2 separate regions of the Homo sapiens genome follow, and region 2 is linked to region 1. The links are chromatin loops, found by intact Hi-C in ENCODE. Cell type or tissue: mammary epithelial cell. All regions are shown on one strand. Each heading gives the region's core, and the rest is flanking DNA. Links, peaks and the distances in the headings are about the cores only.

Region 1 (9,378 bases), core at 359-8,358:
ACATAGCATTTATGTTGTATTTGCTATTATAAGCAATCTAGAGATCATTTTAAATGTTAGGGAGGGTATGCATTGGCTATATGCAAATGCGATGCCATTTTATATCAGGGGGTTGAGCATCTATGGATTTTAGGATCTGCAGGGGTCCTGGAATCAATCCCCCGCAGAGACTGAGGGACAATTGTAGTAACAATCTGTAAATGAATTTCTACAACGAACGTCAATATAATTGCTTTCTCCTTCAACCACTTGCCTTCAAAGATTAAATGTTACGTAGAAACAACCAGGACTTGGCACTCATTGTATACAGGGCCTTAGTTATCAGCTTTGGCAAAACAGTCATATCTAATTTATTTGTCTATTAGTCAGCTTTTACGTAAAAGGGCCCACACCTTCTCTACGTTGTCACTAATAAGTTGGTGAAGCCATTGCTAATTATTATTCATCTGGTGCAAAGCAAACACATTAAATCAGGCAATTGAGATTAACCCTTCAGAACTGATCTCTATCAGATGGAATTTCAGAATGTATAATTTTTTTTTCATCTAGTACCTTGGCAGTTATGTCTTGCATTATACATTTCATTCTTTTACAAAACTCAGAGCAATGCAAATTTCTAATGTGTCTTCATTTCTAAAGTTAATATCCTTTGAAATAACAGATTCAGAATTTATTTCAGAATTAGTGTTGAAATTCCGCCCCCCCCCCCTTTTATTTCTTTGTATTCTCATCATCAACAGCCAACATGAATTGAGCACTTTGATGTGTCAGGTTTTAAGGTGGGAAAGAGAAAATAAGAAATCATAAGCTTCCAGGTCGAGCTCAGTGGCTAACATCTGTAATCCCAGCACTTTGGGAGGCTGAGGCGAGCGGATTCGAGACCAGCTGGGGAACATGGCAAAACCCCATCTCTACAAAAAAATTAAAAAATTAGCCAGGTGTGGTGGTGAGTGCCTGTAGTCCCAGCTACTCAGGAGGCTGAGGTGCCAGGATCACTTGAACCCAGAAGGTGGAGGTTGCAGTAAGCCATGATGCCACCACTGTACTCCAGCCTGGGAGATAGAGTGAGACCCTGTCTCTAAAGGAAAAAAGAAATCACAAGCTTCCTTCACTCCCCAACTCCCTTCCCCAGAAACTTGGATTGTGTCCCTCCATAACATGCTCATTATAGCTCCTTGTGTGTTTTTTCTTTTTTTTTGAAACGGAGTCTCACTCTGTTGCTCAGGCTGGAGTGCAGTGTTGCGATCTTGGCTCACTGCAACCTCCGCCTCCCGGGTTCAAGCAATTCTTCTGCCTCAGCCTCCTGAGTAGCTGGCATTACAGGCATGCACCATCATGCCCAGCTAATTTTTGTATTTTTAGTAGAGATGGGGTTTCACCATGTTGGCCAGGCAGGTCTCGAACTCTTGACCTCAGGTGATCCACCCACCTCGGCCTCCCAAAGTGCTGAGATTACAGGCACTTTGAGCCACCGCGCCCGGCCTTGTGCTATTTTTTATGGCACCTGTCAGTTTGCAATTGCATATTGGTAAAGCTTTTTAATGAATGCCTTCAGCATTAATTAATGTCCTCCTGGACTATGAGCTCTATGAGGACAAGGACCTTCCTTCTCTTTTACATACAATTAAACCCTCAGGACCTGGCCCCTGGGGGGTTATCAATAAGTATATGTTGAAACAGAAAGCCAAAAGATGGTGAAATGCCTAAGGTCTATGGAGGAGAAAGAGGGGAGTTAATCTGAAAACTCATATAGAAATTGAAAGTTCTTTGCATTTTATTCTGTTTGGTTTATGTTAAAGTTCCATCATGTGCTAGACATGATGGCTCATCCCTGTAATTCCAGCACTTTGGGAGGCTGAGGTGGGAGGATCACTTGAGTCCAGGAGGTGGAGGCTGCAGTGAGCCATAGTCACACCACTGTACTCTAGCCTGGGCAACAGAACAAAACCCCATCTCTGAAAAAACAGCAAAATACATTGAATAAATTTTTTTAAATTCCATCATCTGAGACACATCTGTATTGTAAATAACATTTTTTTTTTTTTTTTGAGACAGGGTCTCGCTCTGTCACCCAGACTTGGGTGCAGTGGTGCGATCATGGCTCACTGCAATCTCTGCTTCCTGGGTTCAAGTGATTCTTTTGCCTCAGCCACCCAAGTAGCTGGGACTATAAACACACACCACCACGCTGGGCTAATTTTTGTATTTTTAGTAGAAACCGGGTTTTCTTTCCCTTTTTTTTTTTTTTTTTTTTTTTGAGATGAAGTATCACTCTGTTGCCCAGGCTGGCTGGAGTGCAGTGGGCGCGATTTTGGTTCACTGCAACCTCCGCCTCTGGGGTTCAAGTGATTCTTGTGCCTCAGCCTCCAGAGTAGGTGGGCCTACAAGCACCAGCCACCATGCCCAGCTAATTTTTGTATTTTTAGTGGAGATGGGGGTTTCACCATGTTGACCAGGCTGGTCTCAAACTCCTGACCTCAGGTGAGCCACCCGTCTTGGCCTCCCAAAGTGTTTTGGGATTGCAGGTGTGAGCAACCGTGCCTGGTTAAATATCATCTCTTCTGAAGTCATTGTCTTCTCTATCATTCACTGTTCCCTGTAAAGGGATCCATGTAGTAAAGTGCTCTTAATAATTTAGTAGTAGGTTAAAGATTTTTCTTTTCTGAAGGAAATCACATTTAGCATGATATAATCTCTTAGGTTTGCCTCAGTTGCCAGGAAACTCAAAGGTAAATTTAAATATAAATTTCAGTGAACAAATTGGACAAATCTTTAGAAATAACTTCTTAGTCACTGAACTTGGTTTTAATCTTGTGTTTTTATTTTCACTCTCCTCTTATGTGTTTTTCATTGTAAACTGCCTTGTTTTTTTTTCTCTTTGTTCTTTCCTTTTCTTTCTCTTTCTCTCTCTCTCTCTCTGAGACAGGATCTTGCTCTGTCCCCCAGACTGGAGAGTAGTGGTGCGATGATTGCTCACTTTAACCTTGAACTTCAAGACTCAAGTGATCCTCCCTATTGCCCAGGCTGGAATGCAGTGGTGCAATCTCCACTCACTGCAACCTCCGCCTCCCAGATTCAAGCAATTCTCCTGCCTCAGTCTGCCACCACACCCGGCTAACTTTTATATCTTTAGTAGAGACGTGGTTTCACCTTGTTGGCCTTGCTGGTCTCAAACTCCTGACCTCGAGTGATCCTCCCACCTCAGCCTCCCAAAGTGCTGGGATTGCAGGCGTGAGCATCCGCACCCAGCCTGTATTTCTTTCAAATTGTGTCCAACTCTACTAAATTTATGTTACTATTATTGCAAAGCAAACTACCCAGAATTTGATGAGCAAAAGCTACTGTCATTTATTTACTCATGATTCTGTGGATTAGGAATTCAGTGTCACTCATTTGGAGGGTTCTGCTCCCTGTGACGTTGGCTGAGTCTTTCCTTGGCTGCATTCAGCTGGTGGTTGAGCTGAGCCAGAAAGTCCGAGAAAGCTTCTTGTTTGGTGTCAGTGCATCTCTATTGGCCTCTTTCTCTCTCCACATAGCTTGGGCATCCTCACAGTAACATGTTCTTAAGATAGACTTAGATGGCTGCCGGCTTCTAACAGGGAGTGCTTCAAGAGAGCCTGTGGAAGCTGACGATCTCATAAGGCCGAGTCCTGGGTGTCATATAGTGTGACTTCTGCTGCATTTTATTAATCAAAAACAAAACAAAACAAAACGTCATTGGGCCAGCCCAGATTCAAGGGGAAGGAAAATAAACTTCACCTCTCAATATGAAGAGTGGCAAAGAGAAACTGTGTCAAAGTTTCTTTCTTTTCTTTTCTTTTCTTTTTTTTTTTCTTGGAGACAGAATCGTGCTGTGTCGCTCAGGCTGGAGTCCAGTGGCTGGATCATAGCTCACTGCAGCCTCAACCTCCTTGGCTCAAGTCATGGTCCCACCTCAGCCTCTCGAGTAGCTAGGACAACAGGCACCCAGCACTACTACACCTGGCTAAAACTTTCTATTTCACTAAAATATAAAATAATTTTTCAAACTGTATCCAACTGTACTGAATTTATCTATGATCTTTTTTTTAAATCTGAACATTTACAGGAGAAGAACATTAAGGACTCCTAATACGAGATCAGACAAACAGTGTTGGCCTCTTAACTAAATTGTTTCCGAGCATGGTAACATCGGGCAAGGCATTTAATATTCTAAGCCTTAACTATCTTTTTTTTTCTTTTTTCTTTTTGAGACAGAGTCTTGCTCTGTCACCCAGGCTGGAGTGCAGTGGCGCCATCTTGGCTCACTGCAAGCTCCGCCTCCCAGGTTCACGCCATTCTCCTGCCTCAGCCTCCTGAGTAGCTGGGATTACAGGCGCCTGCCACCACGCCCCGCTAATTTTCGGTATTTTTAGTAGAGATGGGTGTCACCGTGTTAGCCAGGATGGACTCGATCTCCTGACCTCGTGATCCGCCCACCTCAGCCTCCCAAAGTGCTGGGATTATAGGCGTGAGCCACTGTGCCTGGCCTCTAAGCCTTAACTTTCTAAGGCTTATCTGTAAAATGGATTTAATAATAATACCTCAGGCTGGGCACGGTGGCTCATGCCTGTAATCCTGACACTTTGGGAGGCTGAAGTGGGTGGATCACTTGAGGTTAGAATTTCGAGATCAGCCTGGTCAACATGGTGAAACCCTTTCTCGACTAAAAACATAAAAATTAGCCAGGCATGATAGCGCACACCTGTAGTCTCAGCTAGTGGGGAGGCTGAGGCAGGAGAATTGCTTGAACCCGGGAGGTGGAGGTTGCAGTGAGCCAAGATCACCCCACTACACTCCAGCCTGGGCGACAGAGTGAGACTCTGTCTCAAAATAATAAAATAATAATAATAATAACAATAATACCTCAAAGAACTGTTATGAGGATTAAATGACCTAACGCATGTAAAGTATTTAGCCCCAATGCCTGGTACGCACTAAGCACTCAAAATATGTTAGATATTATCAAGACAGACCTCAAAATTATGACCTACCTCTATAGCTTACTTTTCTGAACGTTTTGTTGTGGTGTAAGTTGTGATTTTACTGATGAGTCGGTCTGAAGACAAGCTGCTATGAAACCTCTGTGCTCTGGGATTTTATTGATTAAAGGTCATTTCTCAAAAGACCTGCACATCATCAACAGGTTGATTCTCTCATTTAGTTATTTAGTTGTTTCTATAGGCTTAGGAAGTAGTGAACATAATTAATTTATCTTCTATAGATAGTTGTCCCTGGAGCACTGCAATGGTCTAACTTCAGTGTTAAAAAGGTATTTCATTTGCGCAGGATCTCATTAAATCAAATGACACCAAATTACTCTGCTTTTTTAGTTACATATGCACAAGGCACTGAGGGACAAAAAGATATGGAAATACTTATGTCCAATGTATAATTAGTTATTGATGAGTTTTGACCTAATTTAATCAATTTAATGTGAAATTTTGTTTTCTAATCTGTCTTACATAAAGACTTAAAGTCCATTTGAAATTCAAAATCATAATCCATGTAACTCATCAACACTCTGAATGATCTTTAGAATCTCTTTATTATTCCCCATTCACTAAAATATTTCTCATTAAGGCCTCAAAAACTTGGAGGGCATTCCATCCTTCTGTTTTCTTTACTATCAAGCTCTTTTGTTTCGTATTTCTTTTGCCTTCTTGACACTTATCCATCCATATCTTAACTTTCCCTTTCAGTTTACCAGAGCAGTGGTGGCTCATGCCAATAATCCCAGTGCTTTGGGAGGTAAAGATGGGAGGATTGCTTGAGCCCAGGAGTTCAAGACCAGCCTGGGCAACACAGCAAGACCCTCAGGTCTCCAGGAAATAATAATAAAAAAAATAGCCAGGCTGGTGGCACATGCCTGTATTCCCAGTTACTCGGGAGGCTGAGGTGGGAAGATCGCTTGAGCCCAGAAGGTTGAGGTTGCAGTGAGCCATGATCACACCACTACACTCCAGCCTGGACAACAGAGTAAGACCCTGTCTCAAAAAGAAAAGAGAAGAGAAGGGAAGAGAAGAGAAGAGAAGAGAAGAGAAGAGAAGAGAAGAGAAGAGAAGAGAAGAAAAGAGAAAAGAGAAGAGAAGAAAAGGTGGTCCTTCCTGTGGACCGCTCCTCCTTGGAATACTCAGTTGTGGCTTCTGTGGCCCAGCACTCCAGCCTCTCCTCCTACTTGTGGGTGATTTCTTAGTTTCCTTTCAGGCCTTCCTGCTCTGTCTTACCAATAATGTGGGGATGGCTCAAACTCAGTCCTTGGCTCACCAGCCTCTGAACATCTTTTTGCCCTTTCCCTCTTACTGTAGTTCTCCATCTTTCTCACTTTCCCATCCACTCTCCCTCCTCCTCCACACACAGGTTCATTCATTCCTGTGCTTTAAATGTAATCTGTTATTCAGAAACTTAGTTGCCTGAATGCCAGACCTCTGTTCCCAATTGTTTACTAAACATTCCCATTGAAATGTCTCACACACATCTTGAGCTAGTCCTGTTCAAAACCCAACTCTTGATTTTTCTTCCTATTTTTCTCTATTTCAGTAAATGATACTACTACATAACTCATTTGTGAGAGTGAGAAATCTAGAAATTATTTCTCTTTCTTTTCTCCCAACGTCAGTGCAATTCATCAGCATATTCTACTGTGTTTACTTCCAAAATACATTTCTTGGCCAGGCGCGGTGGCTCACGCCTGTAATCCTACCACTTTGGGAGGCCGAGGCGGGTAGATCACCCGAGGTCAGGAGTTCAAGACCAGCCTAGCCAAGATGGTGAAACCCCCCTCTCTACTAAAAATACAAAAATTAGCCGGGTGTGGTGGCGCATGCCTGTAATCCCAGCTACTCGGGAGGCTGAGGCAGGAGAATTGCTTGAACCCAGGAGGTGGAGGTTGTAGTGAGCCGAGATCATGCCATTGCACTCCAGCCTGGGCAACAGAGCGAGACTCCATCTCCAAAAAAAAAAAAAAAAACCAAACATTTATTTTTAACTCCTTTCTCTTTATCTCCAGGGCCTATCCCTTGGTGCAAGCCACCACCATCTTTCTTTCTTTTTTTTTTTTTTTTTGAGACAGAGTCTTGCGCTGTTGCCCAGGCTGGAGTGCAGTGGCGCGATCTCGGCTCACTGCAACCTCCGCCTCCCGGGTTCATGCCATTCTCCTGCCACAGCCTCCCGAGTAGCTAGGACTACAGGCGCCCGCCACACGCCTGGCTAATTTTTTTGAATTTTTAGTAGAGTTGGGGTTTCACCATGTTAGCCAGGATGGTCTTAATCTTCTGACCTCGTGATCTGCCCGTCTCGGCCTCCCAAAGTGCTGGGATTACAGGCGTGAGCCATTGCGCCCCGCCTGCCACCACCATCTTTCACCTTAACTCATCTCTTAACTCATCTCTCCCCATCTTCTTTCTCCCTGCCTTTCCCTCCTTAACATCCCCATGAAAAAATTACAGCACTTTAGACAAATTAACATCTTTCTCATAGTAATAAGGTTTTCCTGAGGGAAGAAGGCATTGAGAGAGAAAAGTACTTCCCTAGAGTCACATAGAGAAATGGCAAATATGATGTTAGAAGCCAGGTTCCTTTTTTAGTGGCAATAAACTCTCTTATTTTCTCAGTTATCTGCTGTGTGTTTTTTTTCTCTCTCTCTTTTTGACTTACTTTCTTTTTTTGAATTAAAAAAGCATTTTATTTTGTGAAGAATTGAGGTATTTGGACCTTCTTGAGTATAGGTGATGCTAACATGCTTTAGTTTAAATTTCATTATCCGACTCCTCCAAACTCAGGGCAAAAAAAAAAAAAAAGTCACAGGGATTGGAAAAGCTACCAGAGGCTCTAAAAACCTGTCAGAAGGAAATGCCTAAACTAGAATGAACAGGCATATCCAAACATTGAGTATTTCCACATTGGAAATCTTTTTTTTTAAGTGGTTTACTAAGCCAGAGTTTAATAATTATGCTAATGAGCATACTTGTTATGAGTTTTACTGTATGTCAGCCAACCACTCTGCATAGTTTTCAAAGTCCTCCCTGTTCTGCACACATCAGCATACCTTACCTCACTCCCTTCACTTCTTGGCATAACTCCCCACCTCTGATCTCTCAGGAAGCTTGTTTTGCTCACAATTTCACCCTTACTCCACACTTAGCTAAATTCTGCATATGTTTCCAGAGCCAGCTTTTGTTCCATGTGATCTATGACACTTACTCAGCTATTATTTTTTTTGTTTTGTTTGTTTTGTTTGAGATAAGGTCTAGCTCTGCTGCCGAGACTAGAAGGCAGTGGCACAATCACAGCTCACTGCATCCTCGACCTCACTGGCTCAAGCGATCCTTGCACCTCAGCCTCCAGAGTAGCTGGAACTATAGGCATGAGCTGCCATGCCTGGCTTTTTTTTTTTTTTTTGTAATTTTTTTGTAAGGATGAGGTTTCCCTGGGTTATCCTGGCTGCCAGCTACTGTGAATTGCACAGATTGCTTTCTTTAAATGCAATTAAATTAAGAGCTGAGAGCTGGGTGCTGTGGCTCACACCTGTAATCCCAGCACTTTGGCAGGTCGAGGCAGGTGGATCACGAGGTCAGGAGATTGAGACCATTCTGGCCAGCATGGTGAAACCCCTGCTCTACTAAAAATACAAAAATTAGCTGGGCATGGTAGTGCATGCCTGTAATCCCAGCTACTCAGGAGGCTGAGGCAGGAGAATCACATGAACCAAGGAGGTAGAGGTTGCAGTGAGCCGAGATTGAGCCACTGCACTCCAGCCTGGGCGACGGAGAGAGACTCCATCTCAAATAAATAAATAAATAAATAAATAAATAAATAAGAGCTGAATGCTATCAAGAAGCAGCTTCTTCACTCCTTCTGGAATCTCTGCCTGGTTCAGCCCGCCTGCCTCCACTCCTGCCTCCACCATGTCCATCAGGGTGACCCAGAAGTCCTACAAGTTGTCCATCTCTGGCCCCCGGGCCTTCAGCAGCCGCTCCTACACGAGTGGGCCCAGTACCTGCATCAGCTCCTCAAGCTCCTCCTGAGTGGGCAGCAGCAGCTTCCAGGGTAGCCTGGGTGGAGGCTATGGTGGGGCCAGCGGCATGGGAGGCATCACTGCCGTCACAGTCAACCAGAGCCTGCTGAGCCCACTTAATCTGGAGGTGGATCCCAACATCCAGGCCTGCGCACCCAAAAGAAGGGGAAGATCAAGACCCTCAGCAACAAGTTTGCCTCCTTCATAGGCAAGGTACGGTTCCTGGAGCAGCAGAACAAGATGCTAGAGACCAAGTGGAGCCTCCTGCAGCAGCAGAAGACAGCTTGGAGCAACATGGACAACATGTTCGAGAGCTACTTCAACAACCTTAGGCGGCAGCTGGA
Region 2 (9,378 bases), core at 489-8,488, 230 kb before region 1:
TCTCGAACTCCTGGCCTCAAGTGATCTGCCCACCTTGGCCTCCCAAAGTGCTAGGATTACAAGCATGAGCCACCGCGCCCGGCTAGCATTTTTAAAAAGTCATAGAGTGTTAGAGTTAAAAAGAACCCCAGAGTATCCCACTCAATTTAAGAATCTCCTTTGCAGAGTTTTGGCCAGTTGTTATCCATTTTATTTAATAATTTAATTTCATTTTATTCTTTTAACCTGGGTTGGGGGAGGGACCTGATGAGGAACAGATAGTTTCACAGACCCTTTTACTCAAAGCCAATTGCTAATATAAATTCTCTTCTCCAGAAGCCTATTGTAATCAGGGATAAGTTGAGTCATAGGTAGCGGAAAGGTCATCAAAAACTTTTGCTATCCCTAGGTTTGGGCAATCCTTTCTGAAGAATTTCACAAGAAGATTCTACCAAATTTTCAGAAATTTAAGAGTTCTGTTATGAGCTCAGCTAAAGATAAGCCATTCAGAGAGTAGTTTTGAGTCCTTTTCATGAGCTTTAGCTAGAATTTTGATTTCTTGGTACTTTTTGATTCATTTCATTCTTGGGAAAGCTAAGTGCATGGATTGTCATTTTCGTCAGTGTCTTGCGTCAGTTACAAGATTGACATCTATTCTTTTTACCTTGGGACAAGAACACTGGATTCCAAGAAGCAACTTCCAGGTTTTTCAAGTTTTTCAGTATCAGTATTTCCTTATATATGGGTTCTGTCGACCTTGCCGTAGACACACAGATATATGTAGGAGGTTAGCCCGCTGGTGGTGATGAAAGCCAGCCTTTACAGTCAACTGGAGACTGGTCACTTGTCCACATGCCTAAGGGATCTGACCTGATGAACAGGGCCTACCTGAGGAACCTGACATGTGGGTTCTGTACTTTCTGCTGCCAGCTCTTTATGAGGTTCAAGGGTCTTTAACTTTGTCTCTGTACTAACTCCTTGTACTGCTGAAAATAGACAATGCCTATCTAACTTTGCCAGGTTATTTTGAGAGTCAAAGGAAAAAATATGTGCAGAGTTAAAAGTGCCGTGGAAGTGAAAAAGTGGTGTGTTCTTTCTTCTATTCCTATTGGGAGTTGACTGCTTATCTCATTTTGCATAATAAACTGGCCCAGATTGGGTGGAGCAGATAGAAAGGAAGAGGTGTCTAGCAAGAAAAGATGGGCTTAACAGTGTTTGCTTTTTTCTCCATGTACTGATTGAGACTATTTCTTAATCAGAGAAAATCTGTTTGGGATCCAGAATGGTTTTCTCTGAAAAGAAGATGAATTGCTAAGTTATAAAACTAGGGCAATGGGATGGAGAGACTTCTCACCCATGATTTGATACTGTGGATTACTTACTTCTCTTCATTTTCTTAAGAGCCATAATTGCCCTGCAATGGATCATGGATCCCAGGCTGCTTCTGGACAGGTACTATTGGGCCAACACTCAGACTTACGTTCAGTACCCCCATTTGTGTCCTGTGGCATTGTGCCCAATGTAGCAACTAGAGTGATAAATGACTTCCTGCGCCTAAGGTCACCAAACAAGCAAATGCTCCCCAGGGTCATTAGATGGCTTTGTGTTCTTCTCCTAAATTGTTCCATCAGTGAGCCAGGATGGTGGAGGACTTGATTTTTTTTAATTTTATTTTTGATGCTCCTTCTAGGCTCCAGACTCACTGGAGACATCCTGACACATAATGCTTCGCCCAGCACAATGCGATGCCCTTTACCTAGTAAAAGGGTGAGTCCCGTAAAGGTGCTGCCTTCCCCCCAGAACAAACAAGGGAAATGCATCAGGAGAGCTCAGCTGCAGACAGAATGCACATCATGAAGCAGGAGCCACCCTGGGATTCCTCAGATGAAAGCCAATTTCAATGAACATTGTGTTTCAAAGCCCGCTTCCTCTTGCTCGGTAAGAGCTGCAGAAGGAACATCCCACTTGAGTCTGCTGACACAAAAGAATGCTGTGGCTGGGAGATCTTATCGAGCCTTCCTGTGCCACAGCAACAGAGCTCCAGTTGTGTCTTGTAAGAATTGGTCATTGTTTCATGGGGACGACTGGCTCCTTTGGGTGGGATCTGATGGCATCTCATGGAGTTGAGGTAGGTGGTGCTGGGAGGTCAGCCAGCCACATGACCTGGCTTGCTGGCTTCTCGGAAGTCAGATAGAAGAGCAAACTTCACCCAGTTTGCTGGATGCCGAATAGTTAAACATTTTAAGTTTAACCATTAAAATATGTATTTTCTGTTTCCTTAATAATATCTTCAACTGTACAAGTTAAGAACAAAAATTAGAAATGATGTTCAGGTTTTCTCAGTTGGTATAAGCTGTTTATTGTTCTCTTTTAACCAACAGTTATTTGATTCTAACAAAACTGAGGAAAATCAAGTAGTGTTTTGAAAAATATAAATTTAATTATTTAAAACTATCTATGGAGAATGTAGATGCTAATACGTAAACATTTTAGTGTTGATGACATAAGTCTCAAAAATATTTATTTGCTTCGTGAAGATGAACTTCCAGTTTACAATCATCACATTTGTATATAATAGTGTAAGTTAATAACATCAACTTAATTAAATTTGGCTAATTCTAGATAGTGTCTTCTTTTCCTAGAAAGCTCGTGGCCTTTTCCAGAGAGGGAAAATTGATGGTTACTTGTTCAGTTATACGGAGAGTAGAATTTGAATTTTCTTCTCTTTCCTCTTTCTCTTCCTAAAGGTCTGCTGCAGTAATGAATACATATAGAAATATATATAACTGTCGGTAAGACATGTCAGGGAAAAGGGGGGCCGTGAGTTTCCTAAAGGAACTTAAAGAAATTTTTTTTAGATTGAGGGGGTACATGTGTAGCTTTGTTACATGGCTGTATTGAGTGATGCTGAGGTTTGGGCTTCTGTTCGAACAATCACCCAAATAGTGAACACAGTATTCAATAGGCAGCTGTTAAAGTCTTGCTTTGCTTCCTCCCCTCTTCCCCCACTTTTGGAGTCCCCAGTGTCTATTGTTTTCATCTTTATGTCCATGTGTACTCAATATTTAGCTCCCACTTGTGAGAACATGCAATATTTGATTTTCTGCTTCTGCGCTAATTCACTTAGGATAATGGCCTCCAGCTGCATCCACATCTCTGCAAAGGACATGATTCCATTTATTTTTATGGTTGCATAGTATTCCATGGTGTGTATGTATCACATTTTCTTTGACCAGTCCACCATTAATGGACACCTAGGTTGATCCCATGTCTTTGCTCTTGTGACTAGCGTTGTAATAAACATATGAGTGCAGGTGTATTTTGGTAGAATGATTTATTTTCCTTTGGGTATATATCCAGAATGGGATTGCTGGGTCAAAGGGTAGTTCTATTTTTAGTTTAAAGAAATATTTTAAATCCCTCTTTCCCATATCTCCCTGTAGAATTTTCTAAAATGCTGTTTGTTCCATGTATTCTGATATTCAGAAAAAACAATTATTTTGCTTTAACTTTGTACAAAGTTCTGAGGATCAAGATATTACCAAAACACCATCTCTGTTCTAAATATACATTTTAAAATTATCATGCATAATTAGTTATGTGTAAATGTTTCTGCCCTCACTGAACTGTGAGCACCTTGAAGAAGGGAGCTAGACCATATTCATCTTCCTGTCTCCAGTGCTGACCACAATGTCCTGCACATAGAAGTGCTTAGTGAATATTTATTGACGGACAGGTGGATGGATGGGTGAGCAGATGGATGAATGGATGGCCATGCTATAGCCTAGCACATTTACAAGTAGGGATTTAATTCAGGCTATCCACATGGTGCTTGGCATGACTACACCTGTTAATCCTCTGGGCATTTATTATCCCACTCTTTTGTTTGTTTGTTTGTTTGTTTGTTTGTTTTTTTGAGATGGAGTTTCACTCTTGTTGCCCAGGCTGGAGTGCAATGGCACTATCTCAGCTCACTGCAACCTCTGCCTCCTGGTTTCAAGCGATCCTCCCACCTCAGCCTCCTGAGTAGCTGGGATTACAGGCACGCGCCACCATGCCCAGCTAATTTGTTGTTGTTGTTGTTGTTGTTGTTGTTGTTGTTGTTGAGATGGCGTCTTGCTCTGTCACCTAGGCTGGAGTGCAATGGTGCCACCTCCGCCTTCCAGGTTCAAGCGATTCTTCCACCTCAGCCTCTGGAGTAGCTGGAATTACGGTGCACGCCACCACGCCTGGCTAATTTTTTTTGTAGTTTTGTAGAGACGGGGTTTCACCATGTTGGCCAGGCTGGTCTTGAACTCCTGATCTCGGGTGATGTGCCCGCCTCAGCCTGCCAAAATGCTGGGATTGCAGGTGTGAGCCACCGCGCCTGGCCTGTTACTCCACTCTTAATTACACAGAATGCAGATATTTTCAAGATCACCTTGTCCAACTCCTTCAGTTTACAGTTGACGAAATGAGATTCAGAGAGAGAATTTGATTTATCCATAGTCACATAGCTTATAATTAAGTGGCAGCTCTTGGTTAACATCCAGACCTCTTGATTTTCAGTCAAATGCCAACTACATGATGTTGCTTTCCATGACTCATATTTGGAGGTTTTCAGGCACCCTATGGAGCAGTCTGTCCCTCCTGGCTCATCTGGGGCAATATGAGAGCAAATGGGGCTAGAACAAAACTGGATGAAAGGAGAAACTCTGGGGCTGCTGAATTCACATGCCGATGGTGCTGGGGAAAGGTATGAACAAGAATGACTCACGGTTATTCAGGCTGATGTCATTCCATGACTCCCTCAGAAGATGCCACACTCAAAATTCAGCAGATGGCATGCCATCCCTTCCCTAGGTTTCCTGGCTAACCTCTGGAGATGGTGATGTCCAGCCCTACTCCACTTACCAAAATCTCTGTTTTATGTAAAGTCCAGCCTTTGGAAACCCTTTCCAAAGAAGCTTTTTTCCCCACCACTTAATGGTGAGGCTGATGTAATGGTACTATCTCTAGACCTTCCTGATATAAGGAAATGCTCCTAATGCATTATTTCTGATGGTCTGGATTTTGGTTTCTCTAAGTTATGCCCAGTTACAATGCATCTAAATGCATATGATGGATCTATACTTAACCAGAATGTTGTTTATTAATAATTTAACCTTGGGCCAGGAGTGGCGGCTCACGCCTGTAATCCCAGCACTTTGGGAGGCCGAGGCGGGTGGATCACGAGGTCAGGAGTTTGAGACCAGCCTGGCTAACATAGTGAAATCCCGTCTCTACTAAAAATACAAAAAAGTAGCCAGGCGTGGTGGCGGGCTCCTGTAATTCCAGCTAGCCAGGAGGCTGAGGCAGGAGAATTGCTTGAACCCAGGAGGCGGAGGTTGCAGTGAGCTGAGATCAGGCCATTGCACTCCAGCCCAGGCGACAGAGTGAGACTCCATCTCAAAAAAAAAAAAAAAAAAAAAAAAAAAAAGAATTTAACCTTGTAGAGTAAACTATTTTAGAATGAGCACATAACAGAATAGAGGAATCTCAAAATAATTATGCTGAGTGAAAGAAGCCAGACCAAAAAAAGAGTACATACAGTATGATTCTGTTTATATAAAACTCTGGAAAATGCAAACTAATCTAGAGGAAGAAAAAGCACAGCAGTGGTTGTCTGGGGAGATGGGGAAGGAGTGGAAAGGACAGAGGGATAGAAAGGGGAGCAAGCAAACTTTGGAGGGTGATGAATATGTTCACTGTCTTGATTAGGGGATCTGCATATGTCGAAATTTATCACACTGTACAACTTAAATATGTGCAGTTTGTTGTATGTCAATTATACCTCAAAAAGCTGTTTTTCTCAAAGAATGTAATCTTTTAACGTTCAACTAAAATACTGTATTATTAAGTTTTCAATAAGAGAAGCAAAAACACTAGGATGCCTGTGTGTATGTATGTATATGTATTTATACAGTTCCAGGGATTTGACATTACATAATAGTGTGGTGTGGTTAAGTGGTTAAGTCATGTCTGTAAAGCTGTTGTCTTCATATCCAATGCTGGAGCTTGAATTCCAATGACAGGTTGTCAGGAAAGGAAGATGGATATAAAGTGGGGAAGAACCAGAGCAGGCTAGAACCCCAGACACAGTGGGGGCTCACAAGGACAGACTGAAACTTGCACCAGTTCTGAATGCCTCTAACCTTGGTTGTATAACGTCCTTCAGAGGCAGAGCCCTTCATAACAGAGCTCAGTAAAGGTGTGTACCTGGCCCAGGAGTTGGAGAAGCTTCAGGAGGATCCATCCAGGGGAAGGTGGAACAGTTGCAGGCCCAGCTGCTGTCTCATGCAAGAGGTGATCCAGCAGCGAAGAGACATATATAAGGTAGCAAATGGCTGCTGCTTTACTCCCCTCTCCAAATTTTGCCCGAGAATCTCTCCTGTGACCCACCCTAACCAGAAACACACAAAAAAGGGAATTCTGGGAAACAGAGTTCAGTCTAGTTGGGTTCGCTCTTTACAAAGCCACACCTTGACAACTTGGCCTCCTACTCTCTCCTTAACTCAAACTTAATTTCCAATTACAGATAATAACAAAGTTGTGCCTGCCTCTAACATGATATGTCTGTCCCAAGAACAACCAAAATACACTTTTCTGTAAGAGAGAATCCAACATTCTTGTTATGATTTTGGGTGATATTCATTTTTCTTTTAACAGATTCACAACAGATTCTCACCTCTCCTTTGATATCCTACAACTTATACATTGAGATATTAAGTTAAATAGTATTAACACATTTTATGTTAGATGATAAGGGAATGAGACAGAAGACAAATACAAAGTAATTGGTTAAAGAAATATATATACATATATTTATATGTATGTTTGCATATAGTCCTATAAAAATGAAGAAATACTCATAATTATTACAGTACTTGTATCTGTCACTGGTCACATGACCACAGCTGGTATTTAGAACTACATTCTTCCACTACCTACTTCATGTTCCCTTTGTTCTCAGTAAGTACTTTAACTGGTCTTGGGTTTTTGCCTGGTGATATAAACCAAATCTTTGTTCCTGAATGTTCTAGGACATTAGCAGTCTTGTTAAGTTGAACTGATGTAGTTTTCTATTCACTTTAATCACAGGATATGGTAGTACTAACAGGAAACCTAGAACTTTAGCTTTCAAGACATGCTCCTGATTCTCTTTGTGTAGAAGCAGCCTAGATTGAATCACTGCCTTCTTTGCCTGTTGATTCAATGGCATGAGTCAAAGCGGTCAGGTGGCACTCCAGATCAACCGAGTCATCATATGTCCCCTGACAGAAGAACTCCTCCTTTTGGAACTAAGACCTCTTTACCACCCGAGCCTGATGTCACAGGGACTGGAAGCAATCGTTTGTTAGTGAACTGCTAGGGATAATAGTGAGAAGATCCTGTCCTATTTCCACCCCTTGATCCCCGTACGCATGAGTTCTGGCTAAGGAAGAAACAGAAATATATGTTGGATGCTGATCTAGAGCATACTTTGCATCCTAAAAGACCATACATGAGTCTCCAAAAGGACATTCCACCATTCTATCAAGCCAGCTGCTTCAGGGTGACGGGGAACACGGTAAGATCAGTGGGTTGCATGAGTCCATTGCTGTACCTCATTTGCTGTGACACAAATTTGTTGGTCAAAAGTGATGCTGTGTGAAATACCGTGATAGTGAATAAGTTATTCTGTACATGGTTTTTGTAGTGGTTTTAGCAGGAGCATGTGGGCAGGGAAGTCAAATGCATATCCACAACAAGTGTCTATTCCAGTAAGAGCCAAACACTGCCACTTCCATGAGGGAAGTGATCTAATGTAATCAGCCTAGTAGCTGGGAATGGTGCCATGTCAGGAGCTCACTGTCAATCTCTGCTGTTAACAGATCAGGCACTCAGTTTTGGCACCACTCAGTGGTGGCTATAGCTAGATAGGCCTTGGTAAGTAGAAGTTCATGTCGATGAGCCCACGCATAACTGCCATTTTTTGCCACCATTGCCTTTTTTTTGTTTTTTTCATTTTCCAGTTGGGTAATGACAGGAGTTGGTTGGGAAGAAAGGTGACGAATGTCCACAGAATGGCTCATTCTGTTCACCTGATGAATAAAATCCTCCTCTGTTGAGTTTACCCTTTGGCGAGCATTCACATGGAACACAGATATTTTTACATACTATGCCCATTTGAAGAGGTCCATCAACCTACCTTTTCACCAGATTTCCTTGTCACCAATTTCTCAATCATGTTCCTTCCAATTCTCTGACCATACAACCAAATAGCCCATGAGTTAGTGTTGACTTGTACTTCTGGACATTTATTCTTTGAAGCAAAATGAATGACCAGGAGCATTGCTTGAAGTTCTGCAAACTAGGCCCAAGATTTTTATCCCTTTATCAGCTTGTCATAGGAAGCTCTCCAAGGGTCATAGGTGTAAGTTGAGAGAAAGAAGGCAATGTAATAGGAGTAAGGGTCACGGATATGTAGGCCACTTGCTCATGCAACGTATTTGTGCTTTCAGGCCCTGCTGAGGCCCAATTTCGTATCTACCACTTCCATTTAATCAGAGAGTCCTTCTGTGCATACTCAACTTTATGGCCTGGTGACTCAGACAACACTAGTAATGGGCAGCTCAGGTCATATGGTAACTTGGTAGCCCATCGTCAAACATTCAGTCTCTACCAAGGCCCGGTAATAACATAAAAGCTATTTCATAAAAGAAGAATCATTACCTATCAAGAATGGCAGGGCTTTCTTCCAAAATTCTAAGGGTCTTGTCTGTGCTGTACCTATAGGAGCCTGGCAAAGGCTTTAAACAGCCTTTCTTTCTGTTACTGGCATTTCAAGCACCATTGGCTCTTCTGGATCATGTGGTCTAAGTGGCAGAGCTGCTTGCAGAGCAGTCTGGACTTACGGAGCCTTCTCTTGTTCTGGTCTCTATTTGTGGGGTGCCTCAACATGCCTCAGACTTGATATTTGTGGGGTTTATTTCCTACCCTTGGTGTGCAAATGTCTTACCACTATATCTAGAGCAGTTTGTACTTTTTAATTACCAGAGAAGGAATCAGAAAAGCTGAAGGAGGATACATGGGAAGATGAAACAGCTGCAAGCCTGGCCACTGCCCACACCAAGGAAGTAAGCCAGCAGATAAGCCACAGTGTTTAGGGGGCGGCTGAAATGTGGCTGCTGCTTCCCTTCCACCCTCCTTTCTCCCACAAGAACCTCTCCACATAGCTCACCTTACCCGGAAAGATACAAGAACAGGAATTCTGTGAAATGTAGTTCATCCTAGCCAAGCTGACACATTACACACTACAGATTCAACTTATGATCTATTATTATAGGATGGAGAATCCAGTTTTTTTTTTTTTTTTTAAAAGTAGATGGCCTATCTTGG

What was found. Peaks named below come from ENCODE experiments on the same cell type or tissue, not always from the same donor. Only the 100,000 strongest peaks of a DNase experiment are listed, where the experiment ranks them.
Region 2: a loop joins it to region 1, with 2.7 times the contacts of the local background. A loop is called at or near these places in 3 of 110 quality-filtered maps.

Annotation. Positions count from the first base shown.
Region 1 is chr6:134,298,243-134,307,620 of GRCh38, reverse strand. All of the region lies in intron 1 of SGK1 (serum/glucocorticoid regulated kinase 1), which reads left to right. It also overlaps the pseudogene KRT8P42. Among named protein-coding and RNA genes, the nearest start is that of SGK1, 15 kb to the left of the region's middle. In mammary epithelial cell, for the core only: no CTCF peak of the experiment used is centred there; no DNase peak of the experiment used is centred there.
Region 2 is chr6:134,532,628-134,542,005 of GRCh38, reverse strand. LINC03002 (long intergenic non-protein coding RNA 3002) reads left to right here and starts at 2,001. Exons shown (of 3, transcript NR_125856.1): 1 at 2,001-2,107. RefSeq lists enhancers at 3,898-5,097, 6,651-7,850. In mammary epithelial cell, for the core only: no CTCF peak of the experiment used is centred there; DNase peaks (open chromatin) are centred at 1,985, 4,645 and 7,195; H3K4me3 peaks cover 806 bases; H3K27ac peaks cover 5,626 bases.